Regions from separate parts of the Homo sapiens genome. Here region 2 is linked to region 1. Evidence: chromatin loops called from intact Hi-C (ENCODE). Cell type or tissue: ovary. All regions are shown on one strand. Links, peaks and the distances in the headings refer to the core of each region. The heading gives the core; the rest is flanking DNA.

The links. A loop is a pair of places that touch in the nucleus more often than their neighbours do. Peaks named below come from ENCODE experiments on the same cell type or tissue, not always from the same donor. Only the 100,000 strongest peaks of a DNase experiment are listed, where the experiment ranks them.
Region 2: it touches region 1 in a loop (2.1-fold over the local background); 1 of 110 quality-filtered maps calls a loop at or near these places.

What each region holds. Positions count from the first base shown.
Region 1 is chr19:46,026,736-46,031,120 of GRCh38, reverse strand. It overlaps LOC105372421 (a long non-coding RNA gene), which reads right to left and starts at 3,310. Exons shown (of 3, transcript NR_187871.1): 1 at 3,078-3,310; 2 at 2,863-2,974; 3 at 1,207-2,188. In ovary, for the core only: a CTCF peak has its summit at 2,031 (motif pointing left); a DNase peak (open chromatin) is centred at 2,045.
Region 2 is chr19:46,527,641-46,532,025 of GRCh38, reverse strand. It overlaps the pseudogene PPP5D1P. Among named protein-coding and RNA genes, the nearest start is that of PNMA8B, 34 kb to the right of the region's middle. RefSeq lists a silencer at 1,068-1,177. In ovary, for the core only: a CTCF peak has its summit at 2,274 (motif pointing left); DNase peaks (open chromatin) are centred at 1,930 and 2,297.

The DNA of each region.
Region 1 (4,385 bases), core at 142-4,141:
GTAACTAGGAGCCGGCATATCTGGCCACATTCCAATGCTTCAAAGGAGTGTCTTTCTCCTTGAGCACAGTGCTTGTAAATAAGAGAGCAGGTCACGCTCTGGCCATGGGAACGTGATGGCAATTAGAAGGCTTTCCTCATCAGAGGCCTCCTGTGGCTTTCCACAACTTATTGTCCCATATTTTTTACGGCCAGTTTATGCAGGCACCGCACAAGCCCTTTTCCCAACAACCTTGTCATCACCAGCACCTTTTCTTTTCTTCTTTTGTAATTACTTTTTGTGTTGAACTCTTACAGACTCACAGGAAATTGCATGGTACATACAGTCCCACGTAACATTCATCCAGTATTCCCACAGTGGGAACATCTTACATAACCATAGTATAATATCAAAACCAGGAAAGTGACATGGGTACATTACTGTTAACTAGATTACAGAGGACCTTATTCAGTATTCACCAGTTTCACATGCATTCCTGTGTGTGTGTGCACGCATGTGCATGTGTGTTTCTATGCAATCTGATCCATATAAATATTTGTATACCTACCACCACAATCAAGATAGAGACCCACAAAGGAATCCCCTTGTGTTACCACTATAGTGGCAGGCACACACACATATACATGCACATACACAAACACACTGTATCTGTCCCTTTGCAAATACCAATCTGTTCTCCATCTCTGTTGTGTTCTCATTGTAAGAATGTTATATAGGCTGGGCGCTGTGGCTCATACGTGTAATCACAGCACTTTGGGAGGCCAAGGCGGGTGGATCACCTGAGGTCAGGAGTTCAAGACCAGGTTGGCCAACATGGTGAAACCCCATCTCTACTAAAAATACAAAAATTAGCCAGGCGTGGTAGTGCACTCCTGTAATCCCAGCTACTTGGGAGGCTGAGGCAAGGAGAATTGCTTGAATCTGGGAGGCAGAGGTTGCAGTGAGAGTGAGCCAAGATTGTACCACTGCACTCCAGCCTGGGTGACACAGCAAGACTCCGTCTAAAAAAAAAAGTTATATAATTGGAATTGTACAGTATGAAATCTTTTGAGATTGACTTTTTTTCACTTAGCATAATGCCCTTGAGATTTATCCAGATTATTGCATGTATCAATAGTAGTTCTTTTTTACTTTTATTTCTTAACCCAGTAATATTCCTGTCTTAGTCCATTTTTTGTTGCTTATAACAGAATACCTGAAACTGGGTAATTTATAAAGAAACAAAATTTGTTTCTTACAGTTCTGAGGCTGAAACTGTGGGGTCCTTCTGTTGACAGCCTTCTGGCTAGTGGGGACTCTACAGGGTGTTGAGGCAGCATGGGGCATCCCATGGCGAGGGGGCTGAGGATGCTAGCTAAAGTCTCTCTTCCTCTTCTTATAAAGCCACCAGTCCTACTACCATGATAACCCATTCATCTATTAACTCATTAATTCATGAATGTATTAATTCATTTATGAAAACAGAACTCTCACGACCCAATCACTTTTTTTTTTTTTTTTTTTTTTGAGGCACAGTTTTGCTCTTGTTGCCCAGGCTGGAGTGCAATGGTTCAATCTCGGCTCATTGCAACCTCCACCTCCCGGGTTCAAGTGATTCTCCTGCCTCAGCCTCCCGAGTAGCTGGGATTACGGGCGCCCACCACCACAGCCAGCTAATTTTTTGTACTTTTAGTAGAGACAGGGTTTCATCATGTTGGCCATGCTGGTCTCGAACTCCTGACCTCGGGTGATCCACCCGCCTCGGCCTTCCAAAGAGCTGGGATTATAGGCGTGAGCCACCATGCCCAGCCCATTTTTTTAAAGGAAAGGAAAAAAGAAGAAAAATGAAATGCCCTGTGACTTTGGACATCAGCATAAAACTCAGTAACTCTGCTCTTGGTCTCTACATTATGGTTGCTATTACTGTTCGTAGGAGCCCGCTACTCCCTGGGAGAGGCAGGCCCTCAGGAAAATCACAGAACAGGATCCCTGTTCCGCTAAAGGGCTGCCCTGTGACTGACAGGTGCGGGAGAAAAAGTGCGCGAAAGAGGACAAACGGGGAGGGCGCGCCCTCTGGTGGCTGAAGGAGGGAACCGCGTAGCATCTTTTTTCCAGCGCCAAGAACAAGCTGAGGATGCGACCTGGGAGCCTGTTTCCCTGACCCGCAGCAGGCCAATCGGGTCATCCACGTGAAATATCGTATATCTGGCTTTTAAAAATAGTTATTAGATGTTTGTTAATTTGCTTCCTGTCTTCCCCACTAGAATGTGGGTACAGGAAGTCCTGGGGGTTTTGTTGTTGTTTTGTTTTGTTTTGTTTTAGACAGGGTCTGGCTCTGTTGCCCAGGCTGGAGTGCAGTAGCGCAATCTCAGCTCACTACAACCTCTGCCTCCCGGGCTCAAGCGATTCTCCTGCCTCAGCCTCCCAAGTAGCTGGGATTACAGGCGCCCGCCACCACGCCTGGCTAATTTTTGTATTTTTAGGGGAGACAGGGTTTCATCATGTTGGCCAGGCTGATCTCGAACTCCTGATCTCAAGTGATTTGCCCACCTTGGCCTTCCAAAGTGCTGGGATTACAGGTGTGAGCCACCATGCCCGGCCAAGGAGGAGTTTTTTAACTGACTTAATTGTAACAGATTAAATCAGGGCAGCTAGTGAGTCTGATATTTAAAACTTCAATTTTCTAAAACATATAGGGAATAAATCTAATTTCCCCCTATCCAAAAAAAAAAAAAGTGCACAAGTAATACAGTCTCTCAGGATTAAAGGCAACATAATAATCACTCATTGAAGTTGCAGTAAACGCTCACAAGGCATGTTTCAATTTTAGGCCAACAAGATACACAATAGGCCCAGTGCAGTGTCTCATGTCCATAATCTCACCATTTTTGGAGGCCGAGGCAGGAGGATCCCTTGAGCCCAGGAGTTCGAGTCTGCAGTGAGCTATGATGGTGCCACTGCCCTCCAGCCTGGGTGACAAAGCAAGACTCTGTCTCTAAAATGAAATTTAAAATAAAAATAAATTTAGAGAGTGAGGTGGGAGCCAGAATTTGAGGGCTGAGGAAGGAAGTCGAGGAGCCAGGCAGGCCAGGTCTTACCTCAGCTTCTTTCCTCGAGGTCACCGAGGTGCCGGGCAGAACCAGCTCACAGGGACAGGGTACACAGCTACGCACAAAACTTATGGACTATACGAGCCGCTCCATCATCCACAATGCAAAAGGCCCTGTGCCACAAGGATAGCAAGCTCACCCTGTTGGAGTCAGAGTGAGAAGCTCAGGGGCTACCCTGAACTTGACAGCTGGATCCTGGGTGTTCGGCTTGACCACCTGGTCCATGGAGATGATCTTCAACTTTATTTAAAGTGTTTGTATTGTATGTAAAAATAAGTAAGTAAATATGGCTCACACCTGTATGTAAAAATAAGTAAATATGGCTCACACCTGTATGTAAAAATAAGTAAGTAAATATGGCTCACACCTGTATGTAAAAATAAGTAAATATGGCTCACACCTGTATGTAAAAATAAGTAAGTAAATATGGCTCACACCTGTATGTAAAAATAAGTAAGTAAATATGGCTCACACCTTTAATCCCAGCATTTTGGGAGGCCGAGGCAGGCAGATCACCTGAGGTCAGGAGTTCAAGACCAGCCTGGCCAACATAGTGAAACCCCCATCTCTACTAAAAAAAAAAAAAAAAAAAATACAAAAACTAACTGAGCATGGTGGTGGGCACCTGTCATCCCAGCTACTAGGGAAGCTGAGGCAAAAGAATTGCTTGAACCCAAGAGGCGGAGGTTGTGGTGAGCCAAGATTGTGCCACTGCACTCCAGCCTGGGCAACAGAGTGAAACTGTCTCAAAAAATAAATAAGTAAATACATTTTTTTAAAGATACAGACTAAATAAAACTCTCACAATGGAAGGCTTCACTCCAGCTGGCTAATGTTTATATTCTTAGTGTCTTTAAGGGATCTGTGCCTCAAATGAAAGAACAGGCAAAAGAAAGGGAAAAAAGAAAATAAAAATTAAAAAAAGGAATGTGATGTGTAAATAGTCCTGTCTTTTTACAAAAGGCTGGCTTGGTGTTTTGTTGTCTTAAAGCTAAGGTACAAAGTTCCTGAATTCGTTCCAGGTTCCTCTATTTAAAACTTATACCTGGTGTGTCTGAAGTCCCCAAGGGAACAGGGTAGTCAAAGCATGTTCAAGGGCAGCAAGAAGGGGACAGTGGCTGCAGGAGTCAGAAAGAGGCTTTTGGGAGTAAGCAAGGTGAGGCTGGGATGGGGGCAGCCCATACTGTAGGCAGCCCATGCTGTTGGCCATGGGGAGGAGCTTGGGCCTCATTCTAGGAATCAAGAGATGCCAATGAAAAATGTGACTCATTTTTGAGGGTGACTTTAGAAAAGATC
Region 2 (4,385 bases), core at 76-4,075, 500 kb before region 1:
GTCCCACCAGCACCCCCAGGGTGGCCTCAGTTCTTTCCTGGGCTGCACCCCGTGTCTGGGAACACTGTCATGGTGAGCCAAGCCCCAGGCCCTAGGATGAGCCCCAGGGTTCATTCATTCATCCCTTCTTCCACCTGGACAACATAATGGAGAGAAAAATCAGCTGTTTCGTATCTTCAGCCCACCCCATGACTAAGCTGCTGGTCTGACCTCTGTGCAAGCTTGGGTCTGTCCTGCAAATGCAGGGATTGAGAATATGCCTTCCAGACAGATCTGCTCCAGGGATGGTGATACCGTCTCTACCAGGCAGCTGTCATCTTGTTCCCTGTTGACAAGAGACCCAGAGCCCCAGGAACAAGGTGAAAAGACTCAGGAATATGGCAAATGATGGTGCCAAGGTCTAAAAACTCCAGAAGACCCTTTCCCTCTCCCCCTAACTCCTGGTCCAGCATTTGGAGCCAGATGTACTGACTGGCAGGACACTGAGAAGCCACCCCCCACCCTGCTTCCCTTGGGGCCTCAGAGAATGCTTTGAGGAGTGGGATACACAGGACTGTTTAGGTCCCAAGTACAGAAACCCAAGTTAGCCATGTTTAAGCAGGTTAGTGAAAAAGGAATTCATTGGCTCATATTACTATAAAGACCAGGGTTGGCTGGGCACGGTGGCTCACGCCTGTAATCCCAGGACTTTGGGAGGCCGAAGTAGGCGGATCACGAGGTCAGGAGATTGAGACCATCCTGGCCAACACGGTGAAACCCCGTCTCTACTAAAAAAAAAAAAAAAAATACAAAAAATTAGCCAGGCCTGGTGGCAGGCGCCTGTAGTCCCAGCTACTCGGGAGGCTGCGTCAGGAGAATGGCGTGAACCCAGGAGGCGGAGCTTGCAGTGAGCTGAGATCGCGCCACAGCACTCCAGCCTGGGCAATGGAGCGAGACTCTGTCTCAAAAAAAAAAAAAAAAAAAAAAAAAAAAAAAGTCCAGCGTGGCTTTGGCTTCAGGCATGGCTGGTTCTAGGGTTCCTTCATTCATTAATTTAGCCCTGGACCCAGGGCTGACTCCTATTGGATGAACTGGATCATGTGCTTGCCCCTGCCCCAATCACAGTGACCAGGGAGGGAGGAAGCGTACTGACTGGCCAGGCTTGGGTGGGCAGGGGATTGGGTGAGCCCTGTAGGAGTCACCTGGAAGGAGAGTGGGGAGGGGGATTCTCTGGAGAGAAATGGAGGTGAATCATTCAGGAGAGGGAAGTGGACTCTGGGCTGGAAAGCAGGAGACTCTGCCCTAAAGGCATGATGGCATTAGTGAGACTCACTGTACCTGGCCTGGGGAGGGACTGAAGGGAGTATGGGACCCTCTCCAGGAGCCCTAGGGCCTTGGCTTCCAACAGAGTCCTGGCAGCATCCCCCGACAGCCTCAGCAGGATGAATTTTGGGGGTCCTGGGAGCCTGAAGCGTGCACTCTTGGCTAGCGGGTCCGGGATCTTCTCTTCCTGGCTGTGGGTGTTTGTTGGAGAATGTCTCAATTTCTGGCTGAGGGAGAGGGAGAGGGTGTCACTCATTGAGTGTTCATTTATTTAACCCCGTAGACTTCACTCATCCATTCATTCATTCAGTCTTTCTGTAGTGCCTGTGCAGGGCTCTGGGGACACGATGATGACTGAAGCCCTGCCTCCTGGAGCGCAGGGAAAGCCTGGATTCTTAGGGGAGGTGAGTCGGAAGAGATGGAGCTAACCCTGGATCAGGACAGGCTTACTCAGAGGAGGTGACATTGAGCTGAAGGGAGGAGGTGACCATTTGTGGGAGGTGGGGGTAGGGAAAGGGAAGAAGTGCTTTCGAGGCAGCCAATGGGCTAAGATTCCAGTGACTAAATGGGGAACAGGATGTCTAAGGAGCTGGGGGTGGAAGGGTGTGGCTGAGCCTCGGGATGGGGGTTGGGCAGGAGGTGGCAGGGCCAGGCACAGAGGGCATTGTGGTTTGGTCACGTCAGGCTATGACCAAGGAACGGAAGGTTGTGGGGTTACCAAGGCCAGAGCTGGAAGCTTCTCTGCAGCTTATGTGCTGTGTGACACTGGGAAAGTTAAATGACCTCTCTGAGCCTCACTTTCCTCATTTATAAGATATTCTCAGAATTGCTGTGTTGATTTAGGCACGTGGATAATTTAGCATAGGTACTGGTCACAGTAGGGCTTTAAGTATCGATTATTGGTGTCAATCCTTATTTTCATAATTCCCTTTTGTGTGTAGAACGGGCTGTTGCTGTATGAGGAATTTGCTGGGTCAGAGCGCCCTCTGGTGGGCGTGGGGAGCCAGTTCAGGGAAGAAAGATGAAACCAGAGGTTTTGATTTTAAAGGGCACCACCCTCCCTCCCCTTCTTATTCTGTCCCTTCCTCCCTTTCTTTCCCTTTCTTCCCTCCACATGCATTCACCAGGGTCTGATCCTGCCTAGATGGGGACTGAAACAGCCCAGGTCCTACCTTCCCGGGGGGTTTACAGCCCGGTAGGGGGAGGCAGAGGAACCCCACCTGAGTAGAGCTTAACACTGGGGAGAAGGTGGGACTGCGGGATACAGGGCTTCATAGGAACCCGACTTGTTCCCGGGGCACTGGGGAACTAGAGAAAATTTTGGAATAAGGGAGGGGGAGGGTCAAGTTTGCGATGTCATGTGGATGAATGGGACGGGTGAGGCTGAGGCTGGACCCGACGGGGAGGCCGCAGAAGGCGTGGGCTGAAAGCGTGGAATGGTGTGGGCTGAAGGCGTGCAGGGCGTGGGAGGGGGATGTTGGGGCAAAGTCCAGGACCCTAGCCCACTCCTAGTTTGGGAGAGGAGTCTCTCTCACCCTCAGGGTTCGTCCCCAGCCTGGTGATCTGCTGGGAGCTGCCAGCCACTCATCTCTTGAACTGGCCCAGGCCTGGGGCCCTGTGTCCCCAGGCAGAGCTCCCATAGTTCCCCGTTAGCCTAGAGGGTCACAGCTCCCAGTCCCCCAGTGTGGGTCCTGCCACTCATGGGCCCTGGTGGGCCTGAGAATCTAGTGGGCCTCCTGGGGTAGGCTCTGTCCCTGAATGGGCAGAAACAACCTTTCAGCTCTCACAGTGGGGTGACATAGTGGACGAGGGATGGGGGATGCTGGGTCTCTGGACGCATGCCTGGGGGTCTCCCTAGGGGGTTGATGGTTTTGGCCTTCAGGCAGAAAGAACCTGGTGGCAAAGTTCCAGAGGTTAGCGGAGCCTAGCATGGAGGCGGTGAGTGGGGCTGCAGTGTGTGTGCGTGGGGGTTATGATGAAGCTGCAGGGAGCAGATCACGCAGGGCCGTGGGGAGAGCCAGGGCTTTCTGCGGGAGGCTCTGGGAGCCCTGGGAGGTTCCGAGTAGGGAAAGGACAGGGTCAGGTTTGTGCCTTAGGAACACCCCTCTGGAAGGGCAGGACAAGAGGCTGTGAGGCCAGGTGGAGGCTGAGCCAGGAACGTGGGCAGGAGAGGCCAGGTCAGGGCTGGGTGGGGCTGGAGGGTGAGAAGGGAATGGCTGGATCTGAGAGATGTTCAGGAGGCCGACTTGGCAGAAGAAGTGAAGTGACTGCCGGGCTGTGGGGGCTGAGGGGTCGGGAGGAGTCCAGGATGAGGCTCAGTCTCAGCTGGGTGATGGGGTGGAAGGTGGACTTCCCTGGGATGGGAGCAGCCTGCTTGGGGGTTGCTGCTGAGGCTGCGTCAGAGTTCCGGGCAACAGCAGCCTTTGGGAGGGGCCCCTTACCCCCCAGGACCCCGGATCCAGGCTCTCAGGAGTCCTGGGGCTGGGCAGGCAGCCAGAGGGGCCTGGCACTGAGCTGGCACGGAGGAGAACGGCCCTGCTGGCCCAGGCCCCTCGCTGTCTGGCAGGCAGTAGAAGGCACAGAGCCCCAGGCTCCAGGGCTGTGGGAATAACAATAAGAAGAATAATGACAACTCACCTTGGCCAGGTGCGGTGGCGCATGCCTATAATCCCAGCACTTTGGGAGGCTGAGGTGGGCAGGAGGTCAGGAGTTCCAGATCAGCCTGGCCAACATGGTGAAACCTCCATCTCTACTAAAAATACAAAAATTAGCTGGGGGTGGTGTCAGGCGCCTGTAATCCCAGCCACTCAGGAGGCTGAGGAAGGAGGATTGCTTGAACCCAGAATATGGAGGTTGCAGTGAGCTAAGATTGCGCCACTACACTCCAGCCTGAGTGACAGAGTGAGACTCCATCTCAAAGTAATAATAATAATAATAATTACAGCTCATCTTAATTGAGCCCTGCGGTGGCCAGGTATGCCATGGCGTTTCATCTCCCTAGGGGCTGGGAGATGGCTAGGAACAGCCCTGTTTGTTTCATAGAGGAAGCATATTAATCAGAGTTCTCCAAAGAGACAGAATCA